2 separate regions of the Mus musculus genome follow, and region 1 is linked to region 2. A link is a loop called in an ENCODE intact Hi-C map of the cell type or tissue named here. Cell type or tissue: gastrocnemius. All regions are shown on one strand.

Region 1 (8,000 bases), 200 kb before region 2:
AGCCCAGTTGGACTTGCTCAGGCCAGAGGTCCACATCCCTCCCTGGGTTACAGAGAAAGAGTTCCAGAGTCTCCTCTGGCCTGGATTAAAGTATCTTCCCAGTCTGATTTGTGTGTGTGTGTGTGTGTGTGTGTGTGTGTGTGTGTGGTGTATGTGGTGTGTGTGTGTGTGTGTGTATGGTGTGAGTGTGTGTGTGGTGTATGTGGTGTGTGTGTGTGGTGTGTGTGTGTGGTGTGTGTGTGTGTGTGTGTGTGTGGTGTGTGTGTGTGTGTGTGTGTGGTGTATGTGGTGTGTGTGTGTGTGGTGTATGTGGTGTGTGTGTGTGTGTGTGGTGTGTGTGTGTGTGGTGTATGTGGTGTGTGTGTGTGTGTGTGTGGTGTATGTGGTGGTGTGTGTGTGTGGTGTGTGTGTATGTGTGTGTGTGTGGTGTATGTGTGTGTGTGTGTGGTGTGTGTGTGTTTGTGTGTGTGTGGGGTGTGTGTGTGTGTGTGTGTGTGGTGTGTGTGTGTGGTGTATGTGGTGTGTATGTGTGTGTGTGTGTTTGTGTGGTGTGTGTGTGTATGGTGTGTGTGTATTGGGGATTGACCTGGGGATGACACACATGCCAGGCAAATGCTATTTCTCTGAGCTGCAAGACAAGCTCCAGGTCTTTTGTTTTTCTCCCTAGCCTCCTCTCCAATGACCAGGCCTGGCCAGGAGTTCAGCTCAGTCTTATAAGGGAGCTGGAACATCAGACCCTCTCCTGCTCAGCTCCGTGCTCCTCCCTCACTCTTATCTCCACTCCACTTACATGCTTGGAGGCCCCTCCCCCATGAGCTCCCGACCCTCTTACCTGTAGAGTCCACGGATGGAATAGTAGAGGAATATGAAGACAAGGAATTCTCCATACAGCAGCTTGTAGATGCTGCCTCGCCAGCACAGGAGGAGGGACGAGAACGAACCGAGGCGGGCATTGGCTACTTTGTTTGTGTAGGTGATAGTCATGGCTTGGCACTGGGCAGCAGTAGGTGGGCTTGGGTCCTGGTGAGCAGGCAGAGTGATGTGGGAATGGATAGGAGTCAAAGACTAGGTTCTGATCTTGGACTTGCATGAGTTTAGTCCTACCCTACCCTGGGCCTCTATTTTCTAGCCTGAGACACAGAAGGCAGGTCTGTGAATTGCCACACATTCTTGATTTTGTGTGATGGCAAAAGGCAGCTGCAAGGGCAGTAGCAACAGTCACACAGAGCTCAGGGCTTCAGAGCCAGGCAGCATGAGCTCCCAACCCATTTTCTCGGTTTCCTCAATCGTACTGGAGTGAGTAGCTCCGTGATTTAGGCAAGCTGTGCTCACCGCCATGTGCCCATCCCCTCCCCCGCCCAGCCTGGCAAGAGGGAATGCCCTTCTGATAGTTACTGAATGGTGACCTCCAAGGCTATCCACCCACCTGGGGGCGGGTGGGGGGTGATGGATGCTTTTCCTGAGGTCAGTCCATGGCCCCCCTCCACATTAGGTCATCTCCTAGGAAAAAGGTCCCCAGCCATCCTACTGGAAGTCATGCCTCAGTTGTCACCAGCAGCATCTTCCCCGTGTGCTTGATCCTTCTACATGGTGCATTGTTTCTACTTGAATCCGTGTGCCACCGGGCACTCCTGCTTACCCTTTGTTCTCTTCTCCCCCCAAAAGCTCTTAGTGTGTTCTCAGCATAGTTGCTCAATAAAAACGGATTAAACCAGTGATCAACTAACCCATTCCCACCATTCCAGTGCCACCACAAACCAGCTGTTGTCTCTGTGCCTGCACACAAAGTTCATTCCTACCTCGGGGTCTTTGCACAGACATACAGAGCCCACATCTCCCACATGTGCTCCCGATGTGTGCCCATCACAACTGCATACATAAGCACAGGTGACCACTCCTAAAAGCCCCCAAAGCCCCGGCCCTGTCCACCTGGGGCAGCCCCTGCTCACACAGGGTTCCAGCAGTTCAGGTAACCCCATAAAAGCTCTGGCCACTATGTTGATGGGACTTTCTGAGACCCTGGGGCAGGTACCCTTGCCCATACTTGGAGGCTGGCACTGCCCACCTAGATAGTGCTGAGTTATCACCTGACTTTCTAAGCAAAAGGTTCTACAAAGAAGCCATTGTCTCAGCCCCTCCTGTCATCTGCTCAAAATCAGCAGCCAGCACAGCCTGGCCAGCGTTCCTCTAATTCTTTCCTGGGGAGTGTTGACTTATTAGGCTGGAATTAGGTGCCATAGCCCCTCTTCCATGGCTCTAAGTTTAGATCAAGAAATCTGTGCCAGGTGGTGGTGCCGCACGTCCTTAATCCTAGCGCTTGGGAGGCAGAGGCAGGTGAATTTCTGAGTTCAAGGCCAGCCTGGTCTACAAAGTGAGTTCCAGGACAGCCAGGGCTACACAGAGAAACCCTGTCTCGATAAATAAATAAATAAATAAATAAATAAATAAATAAATAAATAAATAAATAAATCTGTGTCGCCGCCACTGCGTCCTGACCCTTGAAGTCTTTCAGAGAAGATCTGGGGCAAGATTGAGCTCCATCTAAGGTATCAAGAGCTCAGGGGAAGAAGGAGACTTTGTCCAGGTCTCTGGGGACCGCTCTGGAACAATTGACACATGCCACTGGCTTCTAGCGACCTGTGTGCTAGCTGTGACTGAGCCACAGCGTCCTCGTCTGAAAAGGATGTGTTGCTCTGGAATGTCAGCACAGTTAAAAGTAACATCAATGCATATATTGGTGAGAAGCTCTGATTGGCCGCTGGTGACATCATAGGTTGTGGTGGCTTGTTTAGTTGGCAGGGCCTACTAGTAGGTACTTCAAAGTCAGAAAAAGAAAAGGGGAGCAGGAAGGCAACGGGGCTTGATGCTATTTAAACGGCCTAATCCCAGACAGCCTGAGAAAAACAAAGACACATGCCCAAGCATCCAGAGGGAGCTGGGTGGCATCTCAGCAGCTCAGGCAACCTTAGTGTGCCAGTCCTTTCTGTAGGTTCTTCTGAGCACCAGGCTAAGATGAGAGTTTGCCAACAAGCCACTGTACATGAAGAGCATGGACAGCAAGTCTTCACTGACTGAGACAGTTGCCAAGACAGTTACCAAATACGCAGCTTCTCCAGACCTTAGGAGCCTGATGCTGTGTCCTTGGAAACGTTGCGTTTTTATCAAGTGCTGTAGGCGTCTGTGGTTTGGGTGGTCTTGGGAACCACGCTTCTGGGAGTCCCAATTTACATTATGATCCTGAGCCTTAAAGTGAATCCACCCTCCTACTCTCTACTTCCTCTCCCGCTCCCACACCCCTTCAGACACTCCCTAAGGAAACTGAGCTTGCAGGTGATTCTGACACACAGGTTTTTGCCTGTTTAACTCTGTTCAGAAGGGAGGGGGGATTGTTTCACCATGACCTTGACTACGTTTCTAATCATAGTGAACAATAAAGCTGGTGTTATCCTGAGAGTCTGCTGAGATTGGGGGCAATCTTGGAGGATGAAAAGTACCCACCCCTCCCTGCCACTCTGTCCCTGTCCTTAATTGGACAGAGAAGGGACAGGACAGTTGTGAATGTCTTTTCATCTGAAAAGAGGGTGAGAATAAGTGCTGGCTCACTTACTGCAAGATGAGAGTGAGAGTGATAGACACGGCAGGCCTGGGGAGGATCTGCAAAGTCAAACCCAATGCTGCCTGCGCCCCACTGGGCAGGGGCAGACCCAGTGCTGCCTGCGCCCCACTGGGCAGGGGCAGACCCAGTGCTGCCTGCGCCCCACTGGGCAGGGGCAGACCCAACTTGCCCAGGTGCGGGTTTTCCATTGTAATGTACAGCTGGACCGAGAATCTCTGTGGGCTCCTACCTGTTTCTCCTCTTTTCTTCAATACATACTGACCTTCACAAGAGAGCTTGCTATCTAATAGGTGTTCTCTCTCTCTCTCTCTCTCTCTCTCTCTCTCTCTCTCTCTCACACACACACACACACACACACACACACACACACACACAGAGTCTACATTGAGGTGTGTTCTCATGTAGCTCAGGATAGCTTTGAACTTTCTATGTAGCCCAGGACCATGAAATTCTAACACTTCTCTCTGTACTTCCTGAGAGCTGAGATTACAGATGTGAGCCACCATATCCAACAGATAAGTGCTGGGGATCCAGTGCAGGGTTTCATGCACACCAGGCAAGAACTCCTCCCACTGAGATAAATCCCAGTCCAATAAATATATATTTAATTAAAGTTGAATATGTTTCTAGCAGAGTAGTTCAAAACAAAACACCTGTAAACACTGCCTTAAACACTGCCTTAATGGACTCCTGCATCCCTTATGTTGGTCACTAGAGGTCACCATTGACTTAGTTCTTGCCAGGGAAGCCTAGTCCAGTTGTTCAGGTGTCAGTGATCATCAAAGTTGTCTTTGGAAGTCGCCGTTATCTCCTTGACCATTACCAGTAGCTACATAGTATTTTAGAAGAGCTGGGAAGTGCTGGAGAACTTCTTTGGTTTTCTGTGAAGCCCAGTTCTTCACCGTTAACCAGTTCTTCACTTGCTAGTGCTGCTCTCTGCTTCTTCCAGTCTCAAGATGTCTCCAGAGACACTGTGAACAATCTGCTCCTAGACCCACACAACTCTAAGCACATTCAAACATAAGACATGGTGTCCCACGGGCCTCAAACACAAATGTGTCTCCAGTCAACCAGACAGGCCTCAGGTATACAGTAAAGCCCAAGACATACCTGGATACAGGACCCCAGAATAACCTCCTACAAGGAGAGTGCCCAGCGCAGCCAAGACCACTCTCCCTTTCCATCCCACAAGAAGTTATTCAACAAAACATCTCTGATACCAGGGTAGAATCTGTTCTAACTCCTGCCTCTAAGAAGACAAGAGTTGAGAGACTCTAAAAAAAAATATTTAAAACCTCCAGCAGAGAATGGGAGTGAGAGTGTCTGAGAGGCCAGGGAAGCCTACAGAGTGGGAGCTCTGGAGTTGGTGTTTGAAGCAGGAGTAGAAGCTCACTGAGCCGAGAAGATGTAAGCACATAAGAACAGCCCACGGCAAGTCACTGAGGCATTGCCGAGGGACTGTTGAGTGTAAAACACTCAGGTGACACTGGTGCTCAAGGCAGACCTTTTGGCCAAGGCCACATCACTACCAATGAACCAGGACTAGGACCCGGGACCTAAAGTCTTCTAAGTTTGGGTCCTGGGCCCTTTCTACCACGAACCATGACCTCTGCCCTGGAGGAGGGTTACCTGGGGCCTGAGGCTTACCTGTTAGGGTTTCTGTAGGGTTTGAAGGGAGGTCTGAGGAATGAAGGGTGTGCAGAGAAGACTTTGATGGTAGCAGAGCCCATGCTCTCTAGCCCTCTGGTAGAGAGTCATGTCAGGGAGCAAGCAGAGCACATAGGGCTGATGGGTGAAGGTTCTGGACCCAGAACATTACAGCCTCCTCATCTAAGATCGCCATGGCAACAAGAGCATCACAGAGGGCCTGACCTTTGCCAGGCAGGTAGAAGAGGACCAGACTTGGCAGAGGGCAGTAAGCAGTAGGCCCTGGGCTGGGCCTGGCAGACCTGGCTGCTGTCTCCAGGTTCTGCATAGGGTGCCTGCTAGCCCACTCTCCTCCTCTGGGCCAATCACAGAATAAACAGGGAAGAAACCAAGAGGTGGATTAACACAGCTGGACAGGGAGGCAGAGGACATATAGTGCCACTCCAGGGACAGGAAGGAAGACAGTCAATACCTCTTTCCTGACACGAAGCAGCTCTCATTGCTAAAGCTCTGGGAGACTGGCATAATAACCTCTGACCTTTTCAGAGGGGCAACAGGGATAAGGTGAGACAGGGAAAGGCTGGGAGACAAGTCCCAGCACCACCAAGCCATATCCCACAGATAGCAATGAAATAATACAGAATAGACCAGAACCAACCCAGAAAGAGACACATGGTGAGAACTCAGCACAACCTGGGGGAAAGCTAGGATCTCTAGTCGTGTGGTGCTTCATGGACTCCACCCTGCAGCTACCAGCCAGGTGAGGACCTGACCCTACCCTTACCTCTCACCAAATCCCCATCTGTTCAGTGAATTTATTTGTTTGTATGTATGTATGTATGTATGTATGTATGTATGTATTTAGTTTTTGGTCTTATGTGTATAGGTGTTTATCTGTATAACATATGCATGCCTGGTACCTGATGCAGCCAGAAGAGGGCACAGTATCCCTTGAGACTTGAGTTTCAGATGGTTGTGAGTCAACATGTGGGTGCTGGAGATCAAAGTCAGGTCCTCCGGAAGAAGAGCCATTGCTCTTAACTGGTGAGCCACAGTTGACTGAATTCTTGATACAAAGACCTACTACATAGTCCAAGTTCCTTGGGGGATATCAAGCAGCAAAAGCCTTTTTCTCTGTGGGCTCCTCAGCCTCAGTGAATTGCTTTGCCTGTCTATTTCCTCTTAGAACATGGACTCTTACACTGAGGCCCCTTAGCACGCACACACACTATACAACACACACACACACACACTGAGGCCCCTGAGCACACACACACACACACTATACAACAGATTGTTAGAGATGCAAGGATCTGAGGCTTCCACCCCAGACCTCCTCAGTCATAATCTGCATTTCATTTTTTTTTTTTTAGTTTTGTTTACTTATTGGTGTGTGTGTGTGTGTGTGTGTGTGTGTGTGTGTGTGTGCTTGAATACCACAGTACACATTCGGAGGTCAGAGGACAACTTTCAGGAGTTGGTTCTCTCCTTCCAGCTTGTGGGTCTCACGAATCAAACTAAGCCTTGACCGCAAGCACTGTTATCTACATCTGAGTCAGGTGTACAACCTGGGTTGAGAGGTTGGCTTCGGGCGATGGTGAGAGAGAGAAAAGTCCATTACTGTTTTCATTTCAAAAGCACTGCGTTCTTTTGTTTGTTTGCTGTTGACACAGGCCTTGAACCTGATGTGTATCTGAAGATGACCTTGAACCCCTAATTATCCTTTGCCCGTTTCCTAAGTGTTAAGATTGCAGGCCCAACTTATGCAGTGCTGGGGATTGAACCAAGGTTTCTTGCATGCCAGGCAAGCACTCTACCAACTGAGCGACACCCAGACCTCTTTATACTTAGTTGAGAATGTTCTTGAACACATAAAACTTTAATGTTCATGAATTTTGACCTGGCTGAATCTATTCTGAGAATTTTATGATTTTTGCTGATACAGTTAAGATCTGATATATTTTGGATTCCTTTTTGTGGAGAGTGTGAGGTAAAGGTCCAAGGCCACTGAGACATATGGGTACCCAGCTGCCCATGTGCTGTTTGTTTCCTTCATTGAATGGGTTTGGCATCATTGTTAAAGATCAATTTGTGACAGATGTATCTATTTCTGGAGAGTCTGCTCAATTCCATTGACCTCTGTGTCTGTCCTGAGGCCAATACTACACTTGTTTTGATTTGGTTTTTTTTTTGTGTGTGTATATATGTGTAATATGTATATGAGTACATATGTGTGCATTCATATTGAAGCCCTAGGTCAATGTCAGTGTCTTCCTCAGTGGCTCTACTTCATTAATTGAGACAAGATCTCTTGCTGAACCCAGAGCTCACCAATTCTGCCTAGTCCTAGTCTAGCTTAGCCAGCTTGCCTCATAGAATGACAGGCATGCACCAGCAGGCCCTGGTTTATACAGCGGAAGGCAGTGGGTAGGCATACTGCTTTGGAATCAGAAAGTGGGAGGTAGGCTTGGTGAGTAAGATGACCTCAATTCAATCCTCAGAATCCACAAGTGGAAGGAGAGAAGTTACTCCCACAATTTGTCCTCTGATTCTACATGTGCTCCATGGTACATGTGCACCAATCTTCCCCTCCCCCACCCCCCACTGCATACACAAGCACACACACAAGCAAATAAGCAAAAGTAAAACAGAAGTGTGTGTTTTTGGACTTAGGTTTTTAGGCTGTGGTTTTGGTTCATTTCTGATGCTGTGCTGAAACACCTGACAAGAGCCCTTC
Region 2 (8,000 bases):
GGTTCCAGAGAGAACATTAGATCTTAGCTCTTGACAAAACGGATGGCAGATACTGGCCTTTGAAACTCTGTTGATTCATCTCTTCTAATCGGTCCCCAAGGAGAAAGAACATAAACAAAGAGTGAGGTCTTCCCTCCCACTGAACACTATTCCCATAGTTTCCTTTTGCTCCCCAGCCTGTAATTCTAAGTTCAACAAAACAGTTGTCAACAAAAGTGACTGAGGCTTCCACCAGAGTGCCAGGGCTCTGTGCAGACTCAGAATCCCTGTTCCCTATGTCACGTTCCAGCATTGTATAGCACAGTTCCATGTCACAAACAGGAAGGTTAGAAACACTAAGGTCTGTGAACATCACTGCTGCAGCGAGGCAGCTCCTCTGTCTACTCGTTCAAGTGTCTTACTCTACTGGATGCTGGATAGAAATTTAGGGTAACTTCTGACAAAGTGTGCCGGTCTAACAATAAAATAGGGTTTTGTAATCTTCTGGTTGGTAAAAGATATGTTCCGGAGAATATAGGAACATGCCCGGAGAGACCTAACCTGTATGTCCACTTTCATGCTCTTGTTCCCCAAACCCCTGGGCATTGTTGTCTGCTCAAGAGATTCTACTGGAAGCATGATGACCCACCTGTCTGGGAAGAGAAAACCTCAAGAAGGCAAAGTGCAGTGCGTGTTTGTGGTCAAGATGAGGGTGTTAAGGGATGTTGGAGTCTGGTGTAGAGACAGGCAGGTTGCAGAAAAGCACAGATCTTTGCCAGTGGTTGGCCCTGATTGAAAACCTGTTTGAAACAGACTGTGTAGGAAAAATCAGGATTAAAGAGTGCTGCCTTTATGGCTCCTTCTTCAGAATAGGTGCAGACCCCTCCCCGTGCCCGTTCCCTGCCACCCGGGGTAAGGAGGTGGCACTACCAGTCTGTCTAACCCACTCACTGGCTTTGACCTTCAACTGCCAGTCTGGGCAAATACCAGTGAGCTCTGTTGTACCAAGACCAGGTCTTCAGAGCATCTGAACCACTGTGGCCTTCTCTTCTCAGCCTTCACTGTGACACGGGGGACATTGAGTGACAAGCCTCAGAATGTTACAGAGGTAAAGTGAGGCATCTCAAATCCACTGACAGATAAGAAAACCGCGTTAGAGGGAAAGTCACCTCTGCTATTGTAGAAAGTGGCAGAATATCCAAACTTAACTCTAGCTTCCATGTCTGTCTTTATTACCTTCATCTTCCTACTTCCTGTCCCACCGGCATCTCACTTAATTGAGCCTAATGTCAGTATCTGTGTGTGCCAATGCTGTTACCACATCCTGGTGAAGCTAAAAAATAAAATTTAATTTGGACCAAAAGAATGTTGTTATTCATTTGAAATCCGCGCTGCTTGTCTGCACATGCCTACCCGATGCCCTGGTGCAGAGAAGGGGAGCTGCCTCAGCTGGTAAGGCACTTCCTATCCAAGCTGGTAAGGCACTTCCTATCCAAGTTCCGATCCCCAGGACCCATGTAAATGCCAGGGGTGGAGCTCTATAACCCAGCATTAGCAGAGGTGCATCCTTGGAGCTTGCTGGCCAACCACCTTCGGCAAATTGGTAGGCTTCAGGTTCAGTAAAAACTCAGGTGGCGTGATTAAGGGTTAAAGCAGACAGTTGCTGACCCTCTGGCCTTTTTGACATTCAAACATGCAGGAACATGTACCCACATAAATATACACAAGATCCCTGCTACTACTGCTAGGTCCCTTCCTACCTGTGAGCTCAGCTCCCTTGGGAACATGACTCACTGCCAGTTCCCTTGTATAACCTGGGCAGGACTGTGACTCCCATGTAAGGGTGGTCTGACAAGGCCAGGTTCATCCCAGTGCCCATCTGTAGAGACACTGTACTGCTGCGGTACTCCTGCCGGATCTCATAGATCTCACAGTTCAGTCTTCAACTTTCCATCTTGAATTATTTCTCCCTTCGTACCTATTTGGAATTTCAGCATGGTTTTAGCTATAAGTCTCTTTGCCAACACTGTCTCGATCAGACTGCAGAGCCATGCCTCTTAACTGCAACGCCTCTTAACTATTGAACTTCAGCTGAGTGAAACAGCAGAACATTCACAGGGCCAAGCACAAATCAGCACAATTAGAAAGGGCTACGAAGTTCAAATTTAAAAGCAAGCCAGACCTCTAAATGCTTGCCGACCACGGGATACAAGCCCCTAAAGGCCACTGCGCTCAGGCAGTGCAGCCTTGGCACTCAGCTCATTGCCACTGCACATTTAGAATCAAATTATGGAATGGTGGGGGGGGGGGGGGACAACTCAAATTTAATCTGGTAAAGTCAGTTCCACTCATCAACTGCGAGAGCAGAGAACAAAATAAGTGCTCTGCTCTCAGGATAAAACAGTGTCTACATTCACCCAAGACTTCTTTGGGAAACAGTATGAATTCAAGGCGGAATTTCTGGTCTGAGTTCCAGACCGGCCAGGGATACATAGTGAGACCCTGAGTGTATGTATGTGTGTGTTGGAGGCACAGCAGCTGGGGGTGCGAGGACAGATGACCAGGAAGGAAATTAAAAATCATTGTGCAAAGGCATGGCAGGTAAAAGATCCCTGAAAGCTGCCCTTTGACCTCCACACGCTCACCTGCCCCCACCGTATAGTGGAATTTAAAGGACTTGAAGGCCCATGCTATTAGTCTTCTACTCAAGCTGTTGTCAAGGCCTTTTCAAGTTAATTATGTGCTGTTAATAGCACAATTGTGAGATCAGAGCTCACAGGCTGGCTCCCCCACTAAGCTTTACTAGTTATAATGGCTTATCAACTTGACCATGTCTGGAAGCAACCAGAACCCGAGCAGCTGGCCCAGTCTGTGTGGAGGTAGAAAACTCACCCTAACTCTGGGCTACCCCTTCTAGTGGCAGCCCACACAAAAGGACATGGAGACTTTTGCTTCTTGCCCAGGCATCCTCTTGCTGAGACATCCCTTCTCTGGTATTAGAACCTACTTCTTCATGTAGATTGAAGATCAGTTGAGACATCCCTTGTGGACTAAACTACTGAATTCTTGACTTTCTTGTTGGATACCAATTGTTAGGCTATCGGGACCACACCCTGTAAGCCACTTTAGTGAATTTCCTTTTAACATATACATAGCTCATTCTCTGTTGTTCTCTGGGAAAACCTAAATGTATTAGTACTCAAAAACTTTCATTCTTCCCGGACACCTGAAATCTCAGTAAGAACAAGGCTTCTTTTATTTACCTACTTGTTTTATAGGTTTGTGGAGACAGGATTTGTGTAGCCCTGGCTGGATGTTATAAGATAGTTTATCTAAACTACAAGACTGTTCCAGGGGACTCCTTTATCTCACAGATGGTGGAACGTGTGAAATCCAGTCAAGCTATGCAAACTCCTAAGTACAAAAGGCTGGTGCCACCACAGCTGCTGTGGCCACCTTACATGGGCACAGCGCCACCTTGTGGTCAGTCCTAAACTAACCACTTGTTACCAGGGCAATCCCAGCCAGGCTGTAGGGGATTTTAGAGGGGGAAAGGAAACCATTATATTTATTCTACAGGAAACTAAGGCACTCAGGGTGTTTTCAAACATTCAGACACATTCTGGTCACTTTTATAATTTTATTGTTTTTTTTTTCTCTTCACATCTTTTAAAATAGAAATAGCCTATGAACAACAGTTTCTTCTCCCAAAACCTCAATTCAATTGATTGCCTCAGAAAGGCTGTCAGAACATCACTTGGAGGCACAGGTCAGTGGCACACTTAATGCCTTTGCCCTGGGGTCAATCCCCAACACTGGAGAGGGGAGAGACAAAAACAAAAAACTACAAATCAAAACTTAAACACTGCCATCTCACTCCCTGCACAACTACTGGACTCAGCAGGCAGCAAGTTCAAATTTCTGCCCACAAAAATCAGCTGGTCAGTACTAAATCTGTTGTCAGCCAGACTTCTCTCTGCTCGTCTCTTTGCAGTTCTTCCATCAGCGAATCCCAGGCTGATGGGCATCTTTCAGGGCACAGTGAAATTAGAAGGAGCAGTAGTCAGTCAGGTTCTAGTCACCTCTCCTCCACCAGCTGGCCAGCTGGGAAACTATCTCCAGCCTCGCTCCCGGCTTTATCTTCTTCTTCCTTAAGACATTGCTCGCAGTTGCACAGAACAATGACTACAGTGTCCATTAACCTGAGAAGTGGTTTGAGCCTGACATCTTTCCTGAGCTAAAAATGAGAAAAAGCAGAGCTACGGCCTTCCTGCCACAGGGTCAAGAGAGGGAAAGCTCTGAAGGGCAGCGCTGGGAAGCAATGAACTCTCCTCAAGACGAGGGACAAGAGGGATGTGCTGCAGCCGAGGGTACAAAACAGATAGACAGCCTGGGGTCAAGGACAGTGGAGGGGAAGGACAGGTTTATTTTCCCCTTCGGAACTTCCCCGCTCCCCCAGTCTTTGCTTTCTTCTTAGCAGGCCCCTTGGGTTCTGGCTCCTTGCGCTTAGCTGAGGAGAGTGAGCCTGTCACCTTGAAGAAATCATCGAGGCGTCCCTGGGTGCTGCCCTGGCGGCTCTTACTCAGCCGCTTGACCCCACTGCGAATTCGCTCTTCAGAAAACTGCTTTTCACCACACATAAATTTGACCAACTCTTCTTCATTTGGCTCGCTCCACTTCAGCTCCACAGACTCTGGGTCCAGTACTTCTGGCTCCAGGAAGAGCTGCTGGGCTTCCTTGTGGAGCCAGTTCTCTGGAACGGGGTACTTGCTGGGGTCCAGCCGCCTCACGATCTCCTCGATGCTCTTATGTTTCTGGATGAGATCCACAGCCCGCTTGGGCCCAATGCCACGGATGCTCTCGCAGTAGTCGCTACCCAGCAGGATGCACAGATCCACAAACTGCTCCTGGTTCAGACCCAGCTCCTGCAGGACGCGGCTCAGATGGAACTCTTGGATGGGCAGCTTCTTGGCCTCACTGGCAGTTAAGTGTCGCATTAGCACGGGGCTGCCAAAAGTGAGGCAGTCCATGTCCTCCGTGGCCGCAGCATAGACTTTGCCAGCCTTTGCCAGGGCAGCACAGCTGGCCTCTGCCTCGCTGGGTGCATCAAGGTAAGGGATGCCCATGAGGCTCAGCAGGTGTTTGCACTCATCATTGTGTTGCTTGGTGACCTTCACGAGCCTCTTGGTGAACTTCTCCACCTCCTCCTCCATCCCAGCCTCCTGAGCCTGCTGCAGTTGCTTCTCAGCCTCGGCGCGCCTCTCACTGCGCTTGGCCAGCTCGCCTGACTTCAGCTGTGGTGGTTTGCCATCAAAGACGTACACAGGCTTGATGCCATTCTCCATCATGCGGATGGTACGGTAGAACATGCCCATCAGGTGGCTGGTGGTCTCACCCTCCTCGTTCTGCAGCACATCCCCACCCTGACGAACAGCAATCAGGAACTGGTAGATGCTCATGGAGGCATCGATGGCCACTTTGCGACCAAAGTAGCTCTTGATGTCATTCTCACGGATGGCACTGGGGGCCACATCAGCAATTAGTTTGGCAAGGCCGTGAATTCCCATGGTAGCACAGGAGCAATGGCTAAAACAAAGAAAGAAGAGTAAGAGGAGGAACTTGGAGGATACAAAAGGAACAAAAGTTTTAAGTGGCAACATTCACCAGTCTCATGGTTCATCAAACTTAACATGAGACACAGCAGGACTCCAAGCCAGCAGAGCAGAAGAGGCAAAGGTGAACAAGATCCACCATTCTCAAGCAGGCCTCCTGACAATCAGAAGCTGTTCTGGGCGCTTCAAGGAATGAGATCTGGGATGTTCTTTTGTTTTTGTTTTTTTTTTTGGTTTTCCGAGACAGGGTTTCTTTGTGTAGCCCTGGCTGTCCTGAAACTCACTCTGTAGACCAGGCTGGCCTTGAATTCAGAAATCCGCCTGCCTCTGCCTCCTGAGTGCTGGGATTAAAGGCGTGCGCCACCACACCTGGCATGGGATGTTCTTGAATAACTTAAGGGCTCTGAATAACGCAATGGCACCATCTGTCACAGAGTGACTTCAACTTTAACCTGCATTAAGGATCACAGAAGACAGAGTGCTTGGCTCAGCTTGAAGGGCCCTGAGATCATCAAGGCAGACGTGAACCCTCAGGAGCAGGTAAGTACCAGCTATGCGAATATGACTATGTCTGATTTATTGCTTCTCCACAGATGTCTAACCGATGCAGCAGACCTGAGGGGTACACCTCTGCATAAGGACAGGTGGCCACCTCACTGCTGCTACTCTTCCCTTCCCATCTCCCTTAGCACTTGAGGGTGTTTTTATCAGGATGCCAGAGGAGTTTTAAGTCCTCCTCTTTGTACTCTCTTCCCCCCTAAGTCTGAACGCCATGACTTCCCACAGATCCTGAACTGAGGGCTGGCATGCTGGATTCACACAGTCCAATACTGCATGCACTTCTGTAGTACTTCCATCAAATCACTCCTAGGGAAGCATTTTCAAAACTACCCTCACAATTTTTGGCTCCTCCAATTGAAACATTAATTTTCCTTTTATCTAATTATTTTTCTTTAAATGGACTTTCAAGAAAAAAAAATTGGGGGTTAGGGGGCAAAAAACCTAGTTGTGAGTGATGGTGCATGCCTTTAATCCCAGCACCTGGAAGGCACAGTCAAGTGGATCTCTGAGTTCCAGGCCAGCCTAGTCTACATAGTAAGTCCCAGGCCAGCCAGAGTTACATAGTTGAGACCCTGTCTCAAAAACAAACAGAAAATTAAGTTGGGAAAGAGAATCCATTTTAAACAAAAATATCTGCATTGTGTCAGTCAAGTCATATTAATGTGTTAAATGTACAATAAAAGGATTTTCTAATATGCAATTTATTAAGGTTATCTTGCTCGCCCAATGTTAGTGTGTCCACACCATAAGAAAGTCCTGTCAAGGGCTGGTGAGATGGCTCAGTGGGTAAGAGCACCCGACTGCTCTTCCGAAGGTCCAGAGTTCAAATCCCAGCAACCACATGGTGGCTCACAACCATCTGTAACGAGATCTGATTCCCTCTTCTGGAGTGTCTGAAGACAGCTACAATGTACTTACATATAATAAATAAATAAATCTTAAAAAAAAAAAAAAAAAAAAAAAAAGAAAGTCCTGTCAATTGTTCTAATTTGTTCCCAGTCTTACTTCACTGTGTCTTTTCTGAAGCCCAAGTGGCCCTGTATAGTCCCCTTCCTTCCTGACTACAAACACCTCAGCACACGTTACTTGTATAGCACAGAAGCCTAGTGAAGAGGCCTGCTTCTCTCTTTGGTCTTCTTCCTGCCCTCCTTCCTTACTTCTTCCTGGTTCGTATTACTGTGGTTCCTCTAAGAATACAAGCAGCAAAAACTCAGTCTTAAGGCTAAAGACTGTAGCTCTCCCTGGTACAGTGGCTTGCCTAGCATGCATGGAGTCCCATGTTGAATCCTCAGACCAGAAATCAAATAAAAAACTCATCCTTGAATCTGGTATTCTGTGTGTGGGTATAACAATGGGGACTGAGCTAGAGCCCTCACTCCTGCTAGCAAGTGCTCTACATCTTCAAGATTGTGTAACACAAGTCACTTCTGAGTTGTTAAATAAGAATGAATAACCATTTCTGCCTTGCAGAACCGGTCAACCAAAAACCCAGATGGAATACACACATCACCAGATGCCGTGCCATGTTCCCTAGTCAACCATATGGTTCACACCTCACTTACTACGTTGCTAGAATGAATACAGGCTATTACCACCCATCATGTCACACAGAGGGAAACCTGTTCTGTCCTGATAGTCTCAGTCCCGCCTCCACAGGACCTTCCAGATAGCAAAGCCTTAAATGAAATGGCTGCAGGCAGGATAAAAACACACCTAGTTCCCCTGCTCCCCACTCCCCAGAGGCCTACTGATTAATCACCGTATTAACTGGGCCCCACTGTTCTACGGAGTCTTCCAGACTTCCCTTCACCAGAAATGTCCTTGGGGCTTTTCCAACACCTGCCTCAG

What was found. Peaks named below come from ENCODE experiments on the same cell type or tissue, not always from the same donor. Only the 100,000 strongest peaks of a DNase experiment are listed, where the experiment ranks them.
Region 1: it touches region 2 in a loop (5-fold over the local background); 26 of 42 quality-filtered maps call a loop at or near these places.

What each region holds. Positions count from the first base shown.
Region 1 is chr19:9,996,195-10,004,194 of GRCm38, forward strand. It overlaps Best1 (bestrophin 1), which reads right to left and starts at 5,439. Exons shown (of 12, transcript NM_011913.2): 1 at 5,264-5,439; 2 at 833-1,020. The coding sequence starts at 984. It also overlaps a transcript of Rab3il1 not described here. In gastrocnemius, a CTCF peak has its summit at 4,331 (motif pointing right); a DNase peak (open chromatin) is centred at 4,343.
Region 2 is chr19:10,195,533-10,203,532 of GRCm38, forward strand. Fads1 (fatty acid desaturase 1) reads left to right here. Exons shown (of 12, transcript NM_146094.2): 12 at 1-1,342. It overlaps Fen1 (flap structure specific endonuclease 1), which reads right to left. Exons shown (of 3, transcript NM_007999.6): 3 at 3,600-5,565. The coding sequence starts at 5,546. The coding sequence ends at 4,404. Among named protein-coding and RNA genes, the nearest start is that of Tmem258, 4.7 kb to the right of the region's middle. In gastrocnemius, a CTCF peak has its summit at 3,469 (motif pointing left); DNase peaks (open chromatin) are centred at 3,453 and 4,909; H3K4me3 peaks cover 338 bases; H3K27ac peaks cover 239 bases.